2 separate regions of the Mus musculus genome follow, and region 1 is linked to region 2. The links are chromatin loops, found by intact Hi-C in ENCODE. Cell type or tissue: gastrocnemius. All regions are shown on one strand.

What was found. Hi-C counts contacts between places; a loop is a spot of excess contacts. Peaks named below come from ENCODE experiments on the same cell type or tissue, not always from the same donor. Only the 100,000 strongest peaks of a DNase experiment are listed, where the experiment ranks them.
Region 1: it touches region 2 in a loop (8-fold over the local background); 33 of 42 quality-filtered maps call a loop at or near these places.

The regions. Positions count from the first base shown.
Region 1 is chr15:25,956,984-25,964,983 of GRCm38, reverse strand. It overlaps Retreg1 (reticulophagy regulator 1), which reads right to left. Exons shown (of 9, transcript NM_001034851.2): 4 at 634-760. Among named protein-coding and RNA genes, the nearest start is that of Mir7212, 13 kb to the right of the region's middle. In gastrocnemius, a CTCF peak has its summit at 5,445; no DNase peak of the experiment used is centred here; H3K4me3 peaks cover 893 bases; H3K27ac peaks cover 7,391 bases.
Region 2 is chr15:25,801,231-25,809,230 of GRCm38, reverse strand. It overlaps Myo10 (myosin X), which reads right to left. Exons shown (of 41, transcript NM_019472.2): 33 at 7,951-8,000; 34 at 5,845-5,968; 35 at 4,635-4,932; 36 at 3,513-3,720; 37 at 2,552-2,688; 38 at 2,054-2,174; 39 at 1,043-1,495. Among named protein-coding and RNA genes, the nearest start is that of Retreg1, 38 kb to the left of the region's middle. In gastrocnemius, CTCF peaks have their summits at 3,209 (motif pointing left) and 3,825 (motif pointing left); DNase peaks (open chromatin) are centred at 2,825, 3,516, 3,815, 4,672 and 1 more place; H3K27ac peaks cover 720 bases.

The DNA.
Region 1 (8,000 bases), 160 kb before region 2:
TATCGCTTGAGAATCTTCCCTGAGTGGGATTTTGTCTTAATCACAAAACAAAATAAAATAAAATAAACCAAATAAACAAAAAAAAAATCACACTTATTCCAGTTGCCTGACCACAGTGAATGTTCTTGTCAAAGCTCGTTTGGTTTCTGTGTTGTTATTCCAGGATGGGGGGGCTTGCTGTGTAGCCAAAGCTCATGAGAATTCATGATCCTCCTACCTACCCAAGTGTTGGGATCACTGTGAGTGCCACACTCAGCAAGTGTCCTTACAATAAACCAAAACAGAATCTCAACTACATTTTTAGACTACAAGTGAGACTCAGTTGCCCCTAACCCCTATAAGGACGGTTTACCTCGACTGCCTTTCATTTCAGAACCAGGTCACAGATGATAAACTAAGTTCTTAATAACAACACCCCTTTTCATTTCCTGTTGGTTTTCAATACGGCAAAACCCCATCTCAATTCCTTCTAAGTAGTGGGCTAAGTAAATCTCTATAATATACAAATACTTAAGAGTTTCACATGTGACCATGTCTGAGCCACGTCTAGTATGTTCAATCTAGAGAGTCTTTCCCAGCTAAAACAGGTCACCTCATTTGTTCCCAAGTTACATTGAGTATTTAAAAACTTGCCTTGCCAGGACTCTGCTGTTTAAAAAGAGACATTTCTTGAAGAAACATGCTGAAATTCATCCATGATTCTGCAATGCACTGGCTCAGTCTGGCTCTTTCATCTGGCTTGGAATTGATGACTTCCCAGCTAAAGAGAGAAAAAAATGTAATTGAACATCAGCGACAATAACAATAACACCAACAACAGTGTCCAACCACCAAACAGTCATAGCTTCAGCACATATTCCTTGAAGATTACTGTGGGCCTTATTATGCTCTGAGTTCAGAGAGCTAACCAGCCAGATACCCAACTCAAAACGCTTAGATGCTGACAGAAGCAACTAGTTACAGAAGTAGTTATGTGACTCCAACATGGGAAACATTAGGGAGGCCAGGGCTGGAGCTCTGGGACATAGTTCCTGAAGAACTCATTGTTTTAGCTCAGATCTGGGATGAATTAGTACTTTACCCCAAGGGCTGACTATAGAGCATCACAGGATATAGAGAAGCCCTAGAACAGGGGAATATAGAGAGGCCTAGAATAGGCTCTACCCTGTCCAGCCTTGCAGTGTGGTGCCAGAAACATGAATCAGGAGGAGAACGACAAGTGAAGCTGACAGGAACCAGGAATAGCTCATGTTGGGCCTTGCAGCACTTGTTGAAAACTTAAACCCTAAGAATAAGAAGTCACAGCACATTGAAAGAACCAGGGATATTAGACATAGAATGATTAATAACACCAACAGTATGGTCTCAATATATGCAGTAGCTGGCCAACTCTAGAAAAATGTTAATTCAATGGTGTCTTACTATACCCCTTTTTAATTTTGAAAACAAAATTAGTATGCATGTGGATACATGCTGTGTCACACATGTAAACATGCCACGGAGTATGACCAGAAGTCAGAGGTTAACTCTGCAAAGTGTGTTCTCTCTTCCACCGTTTAGTGCATTCTGAGGATTAGCCTCAGGTTGCCAAGGGTTCTGCATCAAATGTCTTTATTTGCTGAGACACCTCACCAGCCCAGTACTCCCTGTGCTTCTGAAGTATCTTTCCCCAGTAACACACACACACACACACACACACACACACACACACACACACACACGCTACTTTGTTTAGATGCTAGAACTTTGCTCTGAAGGCTACTTTTAGGATTTCTGTCTCAAGGATGACATCATATATTTTATTTAGTAAGTAATGCCCTAACATTGGAAATGTTAATGTTAGTATAATAATCAATTCTCCCTACAAGTTCATGTTAAGGACTTTTTGATGGATGTCAAGTGAACATTATCTGCTAATGTATTCACATTTTCAATAAAATACGATCAATTTTCCCCTTGGTGCCTTTCATTGTGATGAATACATTAATTACTTCTACAGCTTGAATACCAATGCTACTGTTTTCCTATAAATGTCTACAGATTGTATCATTTGCTGGGAAGAAAATACTCAATTTGTAACTGATTTTCCCTGATGTTTCTCCACCTTGAGAAATATCTCAGGTAATGTTTTTAAAACGACACATCCCATTATTTGCAGCTTTGATATTGGCAAAGCAAATAATTCTCACTGACAACTGAATTGTTATAATTCTGAACAGAAATACAGTGTATGCAGATTGAAATTAGTGTCTAAACAAATGATTTTGGAAAATGTAATGAATGTTGAAGACAAGAACAAATGTTTTCCGATTGTGCCAAATAGAGATAGGACTTGAATATAAAATATGAATTTGGAGATTAAGAAAGGGTATCCCTTCACATTTATGGACCATGGACTCAAAAGAATTGATCACTGCAATATAATTGTTGAAAATGCTATAGTGAGGAGCTGGAGAGATGGCTTAGCAGTGAGAAGCACGTGTCCCTCTTTCAGAGGACTCAGGTTTGGTTCCCAGCACAGCAGCTCATAACTATCTTTAGTTCCAGTTCCAGGGACCAACGACTTCTTTTAACCTCCACATGTATGCATGTGTGCAGTCCACAGATATACATACAGGCAAAACACCCATACACATAAAGATAAAATTTTTAGAAACAAATGAAACAGTGATTGTTATAGGAATATGCATCTCTATAGTCTTCAAGTGAGTCAACCATTAATTTATGTCACCATATTTTTATGGGTAACAGAATTCTACAATTTGGAGTGAGGTCAGACCTAATGTCAGTTTTTCCCATTCCTTCATGTTGTAGATGGAGAACATTTAAACACACCCAAGTTGTCTCACCTACTTAGGGACAGAGTCAAGACCTAAGAACAAGATTCATGCCTTCCAATTCCATTGAACTTAAACAATGTAACCTTCAAACAACAAATAAATTCACTGCTACCCTTTAAAAAGAAAACACGTTATTATTGAGAATAGGGAACATTCCTTGTTTCTCTTCTTCCTAGAATGAAGAAAAAAAGAACTGCGATTGACCAACACCAGTGTGGGTTCATTCAAGCCCAAGCCTTTCCAGGAAAGCAGAGCATGTCATGTGCAGAATCCAAATACTCAGCGGAAACTAAGACCCATGCGTAGTTCTGGGGGTTAGGACAAGTGACGTCTGCACGCCACTTGTTGCTCCATCACAAAACTCTAGGTTTCCCTAGAAAGCCTGGGAAACATAATAGCAGAGTAGTAATCTCTGTGAATCCTGGACAAAGTCTGGGAGATGTCTTTTCCCTCTGGCTGTCTTATCATCCTTGCAGTAGCTGATACGCACAGCAAGGCCCCACCATCATACAGGGAAGTGAAATACACTTTAGCCTTCAAAACAGTTCTAGATTTTACCAAGTTCTTAACCAAACACCACACACCATCTATGATGAAAGTTCCTCTAAGGGAGAAAATTTAGTTACCACCAGTGTAATTGTTAATATTTCTTCCTTGCTTTCAGACAGGACATGCAAACTCCAGGTTCAAAACAAAGTAGTGTCATGACTCCCTCCCAACTTGGTGTTTCTTAACAGTGAGCCAGTGGTACACTGTGGCCACTAGAGAAGGTCCACCGAAGCATCACCATTGGATCCTACCAGCTTCAGTTTCTTGGGGCCCTCATGCCTTTAGTCCTAGGAGTTTATGTCACTGCACAGGTCCCAGTCCCCTTGTAGCCAGTCTAGCTTTCAGAGAGGCTTGGCTCCAGAATCTGCAAATCTTCCTCTCTCTCAGGATAGATAGATAGATAGATAGATAGATAGATAGATAGACAGACAGACAGCTAGATCAATCTCAATGCCATTTACTTAAGTTTTCTTTAGTCTTTTTAGCAAGGTATTGATCAACCTTTAGCCCCAAACTCCTTTGTCAACAGCTGAAGAATTTATGGACTGTAAACATAATATGATGGCTCCTGGGACAAGCAGCCCCTTTATCAACAGGAAGGAGCTTTGAATTGAATTTTAGGCCAATATCCTTGCTTTTCTGTCTCCCTGTCCTGGTAAACTGTAACTAGTCATGTGCATGCTGTACGGAAGTCCACCCTTTGGAGTTTTTCATTGGTGGTGTCTGGCTCCCAGGCTACTGAAATGGGCCTGGACCTCACTTGAGAAGATCCTGGTGGAACAGTTTAGGGGAAGCTCAGAAACTTGCAAGAATAAGTGATCCAGGCACTCTGCACCATGTGTTTCTTACCCTAAGAGTCACTGTAAGCAAAATATGTGGAAGTACTATTTTAAAAAATAGACAGAGATATTTGCCAGGGCAAGATGGTATGTCAGGGGCTAGATTTACTCATTAGGCAAGAGAGAGAGAGACAGAGAGAGAGAGAGAGAGAACGCACCAAGACTCTTACAATTGCCTAGCTCACTGCCTTTACAATTTCCAGAAGCCAGAGCAGAGAGGAGCCACCCAGGTGGGATCTGTCATCTCCCTGAGCTGACCCAAGAGTGAGGAGTCCCAGGCCCGAGAGTAGATGAATAGAGAGAGTGCACTTAGTAGGTCCGCAGGGGAATCCCCTGACATTTTCAGCAGAGGATTGATAGGTGTGCCTGCATGAGAAACTCAGACAGCAGGAAAGGGCTGTAATGAACGCATAGAAAGAGCAGTGTCTGTGCGAAGAAGCCTCCATGTCCTCAACTCAACTAGAAAAACCTCAATATCCACAGTCATTGATAGAGCACCCAGTGGGGTCTTGGCTCAACAGCCAAGAAAATGAATCATCTCTGAACTAAGCTCTGCCCTGGTCCTGAGGGCAACTTTTACAACCAGGCTCCCAAAGGGCCTCCCAGATTCAGTTGTTCAGTAGATTTCAAAAAGTCAAATAGGTCTGAATCGAATTTTTTAAAAAACGAAAACTTTTGTGCGTGTCTTTGCGTTATTTTGTACTTCTTTTCCTTTAAGATGATAGTTATCAGGGCTGGAGAGATAGCTCGCCAGTTAAAAGCATGCACTGCGCTTCCCTAGACCAAAGCTTAGCTTCAAGAATGGCCCCCTCATGCAGCTCACACAGGCCTGAAATTCCAGAGCCAGAGGGGATCCAACACCTCTAGCCTCTTTGGATAACTACAGTCATGTACACAGACTCACACAAAACATATAATCTTTAAAAATATAAAGTTATCCAAAGCAAGGTTTGAGGGGGTGTGTTTGTTTGTTGCTGGTTTGTTTGTTTGTTTGTTTGTTTGGTTTCTGAATCAAGATGCCATGTAGTCCAAGATGGCCTTGAACTTGCTATGTAGCTAAGGCTAGCCTACTACTCTTGATTCTCAGACTTCTACTTGCAGAGTGCTGGAATTATAGCATGTGCTATCATGCCCAGTAAAAAGTGCTGGCTGCAGTCTAACATTTAACCTGATGGAATTCTCGTGCGCTGTCTGTGGCTTCACAGTGTAGGACACAGTATTCTCCATTAGGGGGTTCTCTAAGATCAGGAAACATGAGAGTCAACGCTCTTTAAAAATAAACTGTCGGAGCTAGAGAAAGTAGCCAAGGAGCTAAAGGGATCTGCAACCCTATAGGTGGAACAACATTATGAACTAACCAGTACCCCGGAGCTCTTGACTCTAGCTGCATATATATCAAAAGATGGCCTAGTCGGCCATCTCTGGAAAGAGAGACCCATTGGACAGGCAAACTTTATATGCCCCAGTACAGGGGAACGCCAGGGCCAAAAAGGGGGAGTGGGTGGGCAGGGGAGTGGGGGTGGGTGGATATGGGGGACTTTTGGTATAGCATTGGAAATGTAAATGAGCTAAATACCTAATAAAAATGGAAAAAAAAAATAAACTGTCTATCTGAAAGCGGGGAGATGTGCTAGCTAGGGTTTGACCAACAACACGAATACCGAAACAAGTGAGTCTTAGTGTCATTTTCAAAAAGTAAGATCTCTTGTGGGCACTTCGCTTCTCATAGTCCACTGAGTCTACAGCAAGTGTGCTTACTGTTACTGTTCCTAACTCCAGAGACTTCAAGTGAGGAGGCATAGCCCTCAACCAGCGAGATGACACATGACCACGTAGTGCCTGAGAACACACCCATGCCCACATGGCACATGTATACACACACACACACACACAGAGAGACAGAGAGACAGAGAGAGAGAGGGAGAGAGACTTCACACATGAAAGTGACATGTTAGAAATAGCTTTTAATCTCAAGCTACTAGAGAAAAATTAATTTGTAAACTAAGGGGGTTGGATAAGAGAGACAAACTTGTTAAATACAAAATGTTTTCATTGCTGTGGACAGGGTAGGATAAACTTGTTGCTGTGTGGCTATAGACTGTCCCAAAGTGCAAAGTCTATTTAAAAGTGAAGACTATTTTTCAAAACAAAACATTTTTAATATTTTCACATATTTTTAACTTGTTAAAGGAGATAATTACCAAAGAGATGGGAAAGAGAGGGACAGGAAAAACCAAGTGTGTGTGTGTGTGTGTGTGTGTGTGTGTGTGTGTGTGCTGTATGTTATGTGTGTTGGGGGAGGGACTAGAATATAAATGAATCTTGAAGGTCCAGTTTGAATTCTTAGTACTGCTAAAACCAAGAAGCAATGTACACAGCAAGGCCATCTACAGACTAAGGCCAATTTCCTTTTCATAAAGCTGTTTTTCAGTTTTATTTCTGCCATTTGTAACAAAATAAAGAACTAACACATTTTAAGCTAAAATAACTGAAAACTATACATTTTAAATTATGAGGCAGACAATTATTAAAAATAATTGTAGAATAAGATTACACAGATTAGCAAGACTTTTTATTTAGGTAACTTTTTTTTTAAGTTGAAAAGAGCCAGGGAGATTGAATAATGATTCAGATAAACAGAGAAACCCATTTCAAGTCCAGAGTGTCATGAGCAGACAACACCTTCCAGGGGACAGGGACTCTTCCGACACTTAGAAACTCAATAACCTCATTTTAGTGATCATGTCTGATTTATTATATTCCAGGTTACTGCCGAGGAAGTTGAAGTCTAGATTCTTTATCTGTGTGGCTCAAGGTCACATGGAACAGGAGTGACCGGCACAGGAAGTACACGGTCCACACTGGAACATACAGATCACTTCAGAGACGAATGGCAGAGGGCATCCATCCCTAACTACGACGAAATGAGTCAAAATAGAGACAGGTAAAGAGCAGCCCTGGTTCTAGGCCAAACTTGGGCCTCTTCTCTCTTTCAAGCACAGTAGCAGTTTCTATGCAGTTCCCAGTAGCCATCCTACAGTCTGGGGCCAGCTGCTCAGACTAAATTATATCCTTCTGTATAATGACGGACGGCCCTGACTGCGGTCTGCTAAGGGCTTCATCGGCAAGCACTGTCTCAGATCATCACTACGTGATCCTTGTTCTCTCAACAAGTCACCACAGCACCCTGCGAGTCAGGACTGGTGTGCCAGTCTCCATTTTACCCCCAGAGAAAATGGGGCTCAGGAGATCTGTTACTGGAAGCCATGCTTTTTCTATTGTCTTCATGCAGAAATTCCACTGTGATGGTTTATGATCCTTGTAATGCTCACTCCCCATTGGATTTTAAATCACATTAAAAATGTTGTGGACTCTCTTCTGAGCTCTCTGAGACAAGCAGAAAGGCCTGGGGACAGAGCTCGCTTGTTCCAGTGCTTGCCTCACACACACTTCTCTGGTAACTTTGTAGATTTTCCATAGTCATGTGTGAATTCGTGATCCAATAATCACATTCAAACATACTTAGAAGATTCCTGGCAGAGCACTATGGGAGACTGTTTCACAGTGTGATTTTATTAGAGATAGGAAGTATACATAAATCGAAGCTAAACAGTATTTTTCAGAAAGTTAGCCATGTCATCGTCCAATGTAACAAGCTTTTAAAAAAAGATTTGTAATAACTTGTCACCTAGCAACTGTGACAAACAGCTGGTGCAGCCCTCACACCTATAAATACGTTTTGGCCTAGAGACCTTTCATTCTCAGCGAGTGA
Region 2 (8,000 bases):
CACTGACTAAACCCTCCACATCTGCAAAGAAAACACACAAGGAAGATGGCCTGACTTGACACGCAGGCCTGTCTGACGAGTATTGCTCTGTTCTATACGACCAGGAAAACTTCCTTCCAGTCAGCGGTCTTAAATAAAGACATAAGGACATTCATGCTGGCCTGGGGCAGTGGCTAAACAGCAGCAATGAAACCAGGATTCCACTCTCCAAGGTGCCGTTCCTTCATAGTAGGTCATCACGAGGAATGGAGAAGGACATGCTAGCTCAGCACTTCTGCGCTGCCAGCTACAATCCGCAATGTTCTGAAGTCTGAAACGTTATAAGTGCTGACTTGAGGAAGAAAATATTTAGATGGAGACGCGGGGCGTAGCTCAGGGCTAAAGTTCTTGCCTCTTTGCACCAGAGCCTGGGTTGAATACCCAGAATGCACATCAGGAAAAGTCAATCCCTCTTTTGCAGAGTTGCACTGCACTGCCTGGCGGTGTTGGCACACACCTCTAATCCCAGCAGGGGCAGGTGACTCTGAGTTCCGGGACAGCATTTGGGAAGTGGACGAAAGGGGTTCAGACCACCTTCAAATACAGAGTAGGTCTGAAGCCAGCTGAACCCAATGTTAATCTAGATCAAGAGCAACAGAAATCAAGCCAACCAGCCAACCAGCCACACACATGGAGGTCATCCTACTGGCGACTCCATTATAGAAATATTTGCTACAAAGGAACAGAAAATAAACCTTTGAGGAGGGCCGCAATATGGTTCAGTGGGTTAAGGTGCTTGTCTCCAATCCTGACCACTTCAGTTCAGTGACCTTTGCCCTCTTCCAGATGTCACACACACACAGGTAAAAACAAAAACTACCGAAGAAAACACAACAAAAAAACAAAACAAAACCCGTGTGGGACACGAGGATGCTCGTGGTGAGACTCAGAAGGCACAGAGCCAAGTGGTCCCTCTGTCCCTTTGTGTGACCCCAGGGAGGTTCAGGTTCTGAGACAGTTTGGTCCGGACTGTACAGCACCTGCCTGTTCAACCGGTTCTCACCTCCACATCAAAGAGTGTTGATCCATAACCAGGCCACTCCTTGATCAGGGCCATATACTTGGCCATGGCTTGTTCCTGGTTCATCCCCTGCAGTTTCTTCCACTTGTCAATGATGCTGGTGCGAGCCGAGCAGACTTCCTCCTTGATCCACATGTCCAGCATCTGCTCCTCCTCCGCCTTCTGCCGAACCACCGACCCGGTCCGGAAGCTCCGCCGCAGCGTGCCCTCCAGGAAGCTGGTCCGTCTCTTCTCGAGGCGCTCGTACGGGGTGAAGGTTTTGGTCGACTGACTAATGCGAGCTCTGAGTCTCTGCACAGAGTAAACCTCCTCGAGGGGTGGGATGGAGGTGTGCGGGGTATAGTCGCCCTGCAGATACTGCAGTCTCAGGGCAGCCAGCACTTGGAGGCTTTCCTCAGGGGCTGGGTGGTGGCCATGGATGACGGCTTCGTGGGCCTAAAGGAGGTGACAGACAGCAAATATGTCAGGAAACCTCTACTCATGCCATGCAGACTGTATCCCAGCCTCCCTTTTAAGCTTAAATTCCTCCCCCGCAAAGCACCCACCTACCCCCACGTTTCCACTTGGATTTCTCCTAGCAAAGCACGGCCTGCCGCTTCCAAGCCAAATTCCTCCCCTTCATGGGTGTCATCCAACCCTGGAGTGGCTTTTACTCCTATGGTCTCTTGGCAGTGATACTTTTTTTAAATTCACTTTACATCCTGATTGCTGTCCCCCTCCCAGTCCCCCCTCTACTCCCCCTCCCCTTCTCCTCTGAGAGAGTGGAGGTGCCCTGCCTGAGTATCCCCTGACTCTGGCACATCAAGTGTCTTGGCAGTGGTGTTCAAACCGAGTGCTCATTCCACAGTGAGTGGTTAGCTTTTCCTTGCTGGTAAGTCTGCTACCGCACCTAATCCTACAGACTTTAGCAGTTTATTTATTTGCTGCAGTAATGGGCTTCTCTCTCTTGTCTCTGACAAAGGAAAAGAATCTGTCTCTTGGAGTTCCTTTTACCTGTTCAAACATAAACGCAAACTCCACGCTGTCTTTTGGCATGCTGTCGGTGTCCAGGAAGCAATAAAGTTTGAAGTAGAATTTCCATGGCGCGTCCCCGGCTTCTGACGTGGCAGCTAGCCTACAGGCAGAAGCCACAAAAGTCTCAGAGCAAAACCAGAAATGGGCCATGGTAACCCACAGAGGGCTGATTTCACACAGCGTACTCTGAAGATGAAGCTGTCCTACCATATGATGGGACAAAGAGGTGACACAAGGGGTCGTCACACAAACAAAATAGCAAGGCAGTCCTTGTCAGATCTCCTGGGTAGTTTAACCAGAGGGAAAGTGCATTGTTCCAGCCAGGTTCCACTTTAGGGTAGATAATAAAGAGAAAGCTTTCAAGCAAAGAGGGCCAACAGGTGGCAGAGAGGAAAAGGTAAATAGATTAACAAGGGTAAAATATAAACTAACGCAAACACACGTGTTCTCCAGGCGTTTTGAAGGGGAGGAACTTACTTTTCAAACTTTGCCAGGACGTCAGCTACGATGGTCCGGCTTTCGATGGCCTTGTCCACCTGTCCGTTGTACTCAAACAAGGCAAACATGTTCCTGCTGTCCTCCATGGCGAGCCCTCGGATCAGCTTCTCCACCACCTGGAAGACACATCAGGGGCTCTCAGCTCAGACGCTGCTGCCGCCATGCGCTTTACATGCATACGACGTCATCTGTCGGAGGGAGAGGCTGGTGTGGCAGGGTCCACACAGCCCTCTGAGACTGCTGCCCCGGAGCCTGAGCATGTACTGGCTTGCTCTTACTGTCTTGATAAATTCAGCTTTGACTTTCTTCTTCCCTCCCCTCCCCGGGGCGTGGGGGGAGGGGCAGGGGAGAGGAGGACCACTAACTTACGGTTTTCTTTTTTTGCAAAGCCTCAGTAGTTGGAAAAATAAATGAAACCCCTAAGTCCCATCTTTTATCCGATATATTGATAAGCCTTGAGAAACAGTGGCGATTTCTAATGATGAGTCACTTCAAAAGGCTCCTAAGGCTTAATTAGCAACGCCACCATCATTCCAAGCTTTTGTTGGGCTTGATTTAAGAGGTCAGGGGAAAATGTGCTCTTCTGATGTGGTATTCTCCACATTCTCATGGCAGGCACAGAGAGACACCTGGTGGCCGAAGAGACTCGACACACCCTTCTCACAGGGTTTCCCCATTGCAGATCTAGACACGTTCAAGATGGGGGAGATTACGTCTGAGGGACACTGGCTTAGGTGGAGCTTTGCATTTGCACGTAACTCAACTTTTACCTCTACTGTGTGTGTGTGTGTGTGTGTGTGTGCGTGCGCTTGGCTGCTGGCTGTACTGACTTCCTTGCTTGTTGAGCGGATACACTGAGCATAAACACACATTCAGGTACCACAGGCGTATGGGCCAGTGTGCAACAAGCACAAGGCGATTGACTGTCGGCATTCCCTACCTCCCCGGCTGTGGTGTGGGAGTTGATGGTGATCTTGCAGGAGCCTCCGCCATGGCAATACACTGTGGACGTCATTTCCTGCCGGTGGATCAGAGCTTCGATTTCATCTCGGGAAGGCACAAACTCTCTGCATTTGGTTTTCTTAAGGGATTCGTAGATAAAGAGGGCGTACTTCTCCATCTCGGTTCCTGGGAACTGTTCCCGTATCCTGGGAGACAAAGGTGACTGTGAACTGGAGATAGACACAGGCTGGCCAGAGGGAGCTGGGATGTGGGGAGGGTTCAGCAGCAGAGGCTGGGAGGCTGCCCCCTTGTGGTGACAGGAGTGAATGGCAGTGTCTTTCTGGTTAGGTCCAGCTTTAGTTCAGACATGGAAAAAGTAAAGAACCTACGTTGCGGGTAGTCCGCTGCCAGTTTTTTTTTTTTTTTATGTGGCACCGCTAATAACCAAAATTATAATGCCTTGGGCCATGGCCTTGAATTCAAAAAGATCTGCCTGCATCTGCCTCCTGCTGGGATTAAATGTGTGCACGCCATGCCTACACCTGGCCTTTCTTTGTTAATGTAGGGGTTCACGATGTACTCTATCTAGGCTGGCCTTGAACTCTCGTTCCTCCTGCCTCAGTGAGGAGATTACCAAAACAAGACACCGTGTCCAGCTTTAAATGTTGTTTGCCACAGTTGAGCAAAATGAGACTTGTTAGCTGCCTTTGCCACACACAGAACAATGAGATTAGACAGACTACTCAGAGATTCACCTACGTAGCCATTTTTTTACCTAAAAGTATTCCATAACCTCACGCTGTCAACCTCAGAATAAAATCTGATAAGAACTAAGTCAGTTCACACACACACACACACACACACACACACACACACAATCAAAGTTGGGGTTTTCTATAGAGAGAGTAATTAAATGTACCCAGCATGAATACATTAGTGGCTTGATTCTTCATTCGGCTTAAAGGGCAAGAGGACATCTAAGTCATACACACTTGCTTGAGGGGCCCTGTGGGTCGGGCTGGAGAGCCCTGTCGCAGCGTTTGATGTCGCAATGGTGGATTATACCTCTGTAAGCTCTGCCCAGCTTCTTTCAAAAGTGCCCCCTGGCCTAGTGCTCTACCTTTTCAGGTGGAACTTGAGGTATTTGAGGATCCCGCGGCTCGGCAGGAAGGTGCAGCTGAGGCAGGTCAGGATCTGCCAGCTGTAAAGGTTGCCCACGCTGCCGGGATGGGGCACCTTGTTGGTCTGTTTGATGAGCTGACAATACAGTTCATCCCGCAGAGGCCGCAGGTCGTGCCCGGTCTGCAGGATGCCCTGGATGATAGGGATGGGGTCGGACATGGACTCCAGTTGTTGGAGAGAATTGAATATCTTGATGGCTTCGTCCTGAAGGGTCGTGTAGCCTTTGTCTTTCAGCACTAGGGAAAGAAAGCCAACCGAAATCACTGGAGGGGCTGGAAGAAGTTATGACAGGCGCAGGAGACTAAAGGAAGGGATGGGGGTGGGGACAAGCAGCCACTTCTAAGGAATGTCCGCGCAGAGGCGAGCGAGCTGCACTGCTCTGTTAAGACAGCTGAGGTTTTAGTACAGAACCTGCTTGATTAAAACCTGAACTATAGTTGGACAGCTCTCTTGCTTAAGACGTGATACTGTCTAGGACCTATGTACCTTGACTAAAAATGACAGGTTACATCTCCTGTCAATCCATTAGAACTTGAGAATACTGTCAGGCAAAACTGCAATGAATCCTCTACAGACCGTAGCCTTGCCTCACGCGTCTCGGATGTGCTGCGTACCTCCCGCAAGCTGCCGCTGCTGACACCATGCTACGAAGCCACTTCATAATGAAGGAATGAACATATAGACAACTCACTGGATGGTGTATTGACAGTTAAAGACAGAAGGGCTGGATAGGCACACCTTCCTACCACAGTCCAACAGGCACTGTATACTCACTCTAAGGATTGCCCTGAATTCATGGAGAAGCACTCTCTAATGTCTCAACCTTCCTAGCCCTAATGCTGCTTCTTTAATACACTTCCTCCTGCTGTGCTGACCCCAACCACACAATTACTTCACGGCTACTTCCTAACTGTAACTTTGCTTCCGCTATGAATTGTTAAGTATCTGATACGCACGATACCCAATACGCGAACCCCCAGCAGGGTCGTGACTCAGGTTGATAAACCGCTGCCTTACATCTGTACTTGAGCATGTTTTACCGTCTCTTTCCTGTCTGGAATGACTTAGAGACTCTCTGAGGTAGCACTGCTTCCACGTTAGAACAAAGTTACGAGGCTCTGAGGATCCTGGGGGCTTTCTGAACTCACGGTTGAGATTTATGTCCCCATAGGGAAGAGGCAGGAGCGGGGAGTGCAGCGGGTGATGCGTGTAGCGAAGGATCGGGTTCCGCTTGTAAATCTGCTCCACCACGTCAGAGTTGAGGCAGTTCTCCTACAAAGCAAAGCAGCCATTGAAAGAAAGCAAGGAGGCGGACTGTGACGAGCACCTACTCTTAGAGAGCGAATCCCACCATGCCTCCACACACAGAACATCTTTCACAAAGTCCAGGAAATCCAGCGGTGACCATTTCCAGCCAAAGAGAATCAATCCAACCTGGATTTAAGCACGGACCCCAGAAGTATGTGACACAGTTCAGTGTCTGTCTCAAGTGTTCCAAGTCTCCTCACGTTATTAAAACCCCCCATCCCTGTAGCTACTCACACGTCTACTGAACAAATTAATCTTCATGATTTGCCATCAATCGTGGGATCTCCAAGTATAGTTCACTTTAAAATACATTTTGATAGACTTTATATTTTGAGTCTTAGGCAGATCTAGGGTAGCCTTAGAACTCATGACAGTCCTGCTCAGTCGGCCAACTGTTGGGATTATAGACATGCAGCGCCATAGACTGGCTTTAATTATTAATTTTTTTGACACTTCTTTTAAAGACTTCCTTTTTAGTTCTGTGTATATGTGTGGTGTCTGTGGAGGCCAGAAGAGAGAGCAGCATAGTATTCTTTGGAACCAGAGCTAGAAGTGGCTAGGAACTCCCTGACATGGGTCTGGGGACTGAACACTGGCTCTCTACAACGGGCGCGAGCACTGTTCTTCAATGCTCGGCCTCATGGCTCTTCTGAACTTGGAAATGACACACCTCACACCCACAGGGACACGTCCCCCTTAGGCCCCTCTGCCGAGAATTTAAGATCTTTGGACAGAATCCTATCCTGTGTTGACGCTCGTCACATGCTACTGGGATGCCACGGAGGCAGCCACATCACTAAACAAACAGCAGGGTTGGGCACAGGCACTGATTCATTCTTCCAGGGAAATGTCATTTCCAGTAGGAAATCTTTCCAACAACACTCGCTGGAGGCTGGCAGAAAAGCGATGGTTTAAATCTTCTAGTTAATTGGGGTAACTTGTCTCATTTCTGAAGACACAGTCTTTTATATTTGGAAAAACTATTTATTCTCTGAATGTCTGAATTTGCAATTAGAGAATAAAAATAGATGGCACAGCTTTGATAAAAATGTGTGGCTTGACATGGAAAAAAAAACCTGCCTCCTCTCTCAAAAGGAAGCTTAGAAAAATATCTTTATTGCTAAAAATGAGATTATTTGTATCTAGGGCCCTGGGTTCCACAGGAAGCTTGGTTGTGTACTGGGGATTAAGAATTTGCTGTAGCTTGGTCTCAAATTTCTAGAAAACATACCACATTGGAAACCCCTGGGTTTGGGTAGGAAATTCCAACCTTGGCTCTATCAGACCACCAGGGGTCTCCAGCTTCACCGGGGTCCACAGCACCATGAGGGAGGTTTGTGGCAGCTGGCGGCTAATCATCGGTGCTTTCAACCAACAAACATTGACTGAACAATTAAACTTACAAGCAGGGAACTGAAATTTTACGAAATCAATGAGATTTGTTGTTTCTGGCGATCTGGAGGTAGCTGTCAGGGATCCCAAGTGTTCTAGCACAATCTGGGCTCTCTGTTTCCTTTCAGGTGGTGGAGACTGAACCATACCCAGGGCCTTGCCCATAACAGCAAGCACTCTACCACTGAGCTATATCCCCAGCGCCCAATCTGGGCTCTTTGTAAATCTACTTCTGGGACCTAAGAACAGAATATTGAGAAGGGAATCACCATGACTTCTGAGAGGTCTCCAACTGGGGCAGAGGTGACTCTGGGATGGTTTAAGCAGTCCCTACCCAGTTCACACACAATCTTCTGTCTATGCATAGTGTGCCAAACTCTAACACCTCTATGGAGATGGAACATCTGTAATGTAAGATTTCACGAAACACCTCACTTAGACTCTGAACTGAAAAATCACCAGGCATTGGTGGAAGCCAGGCAGGAGAAACACTGGCTGGCATCTGTAACAGCAAGGGAAGGGACCACAAGGAACTCCTGGGCTTCTCTTCCCACCTTAATATCTTGGATCAGCTGCTGGGTGGGCGTGTCGATTGGAGCCTTGG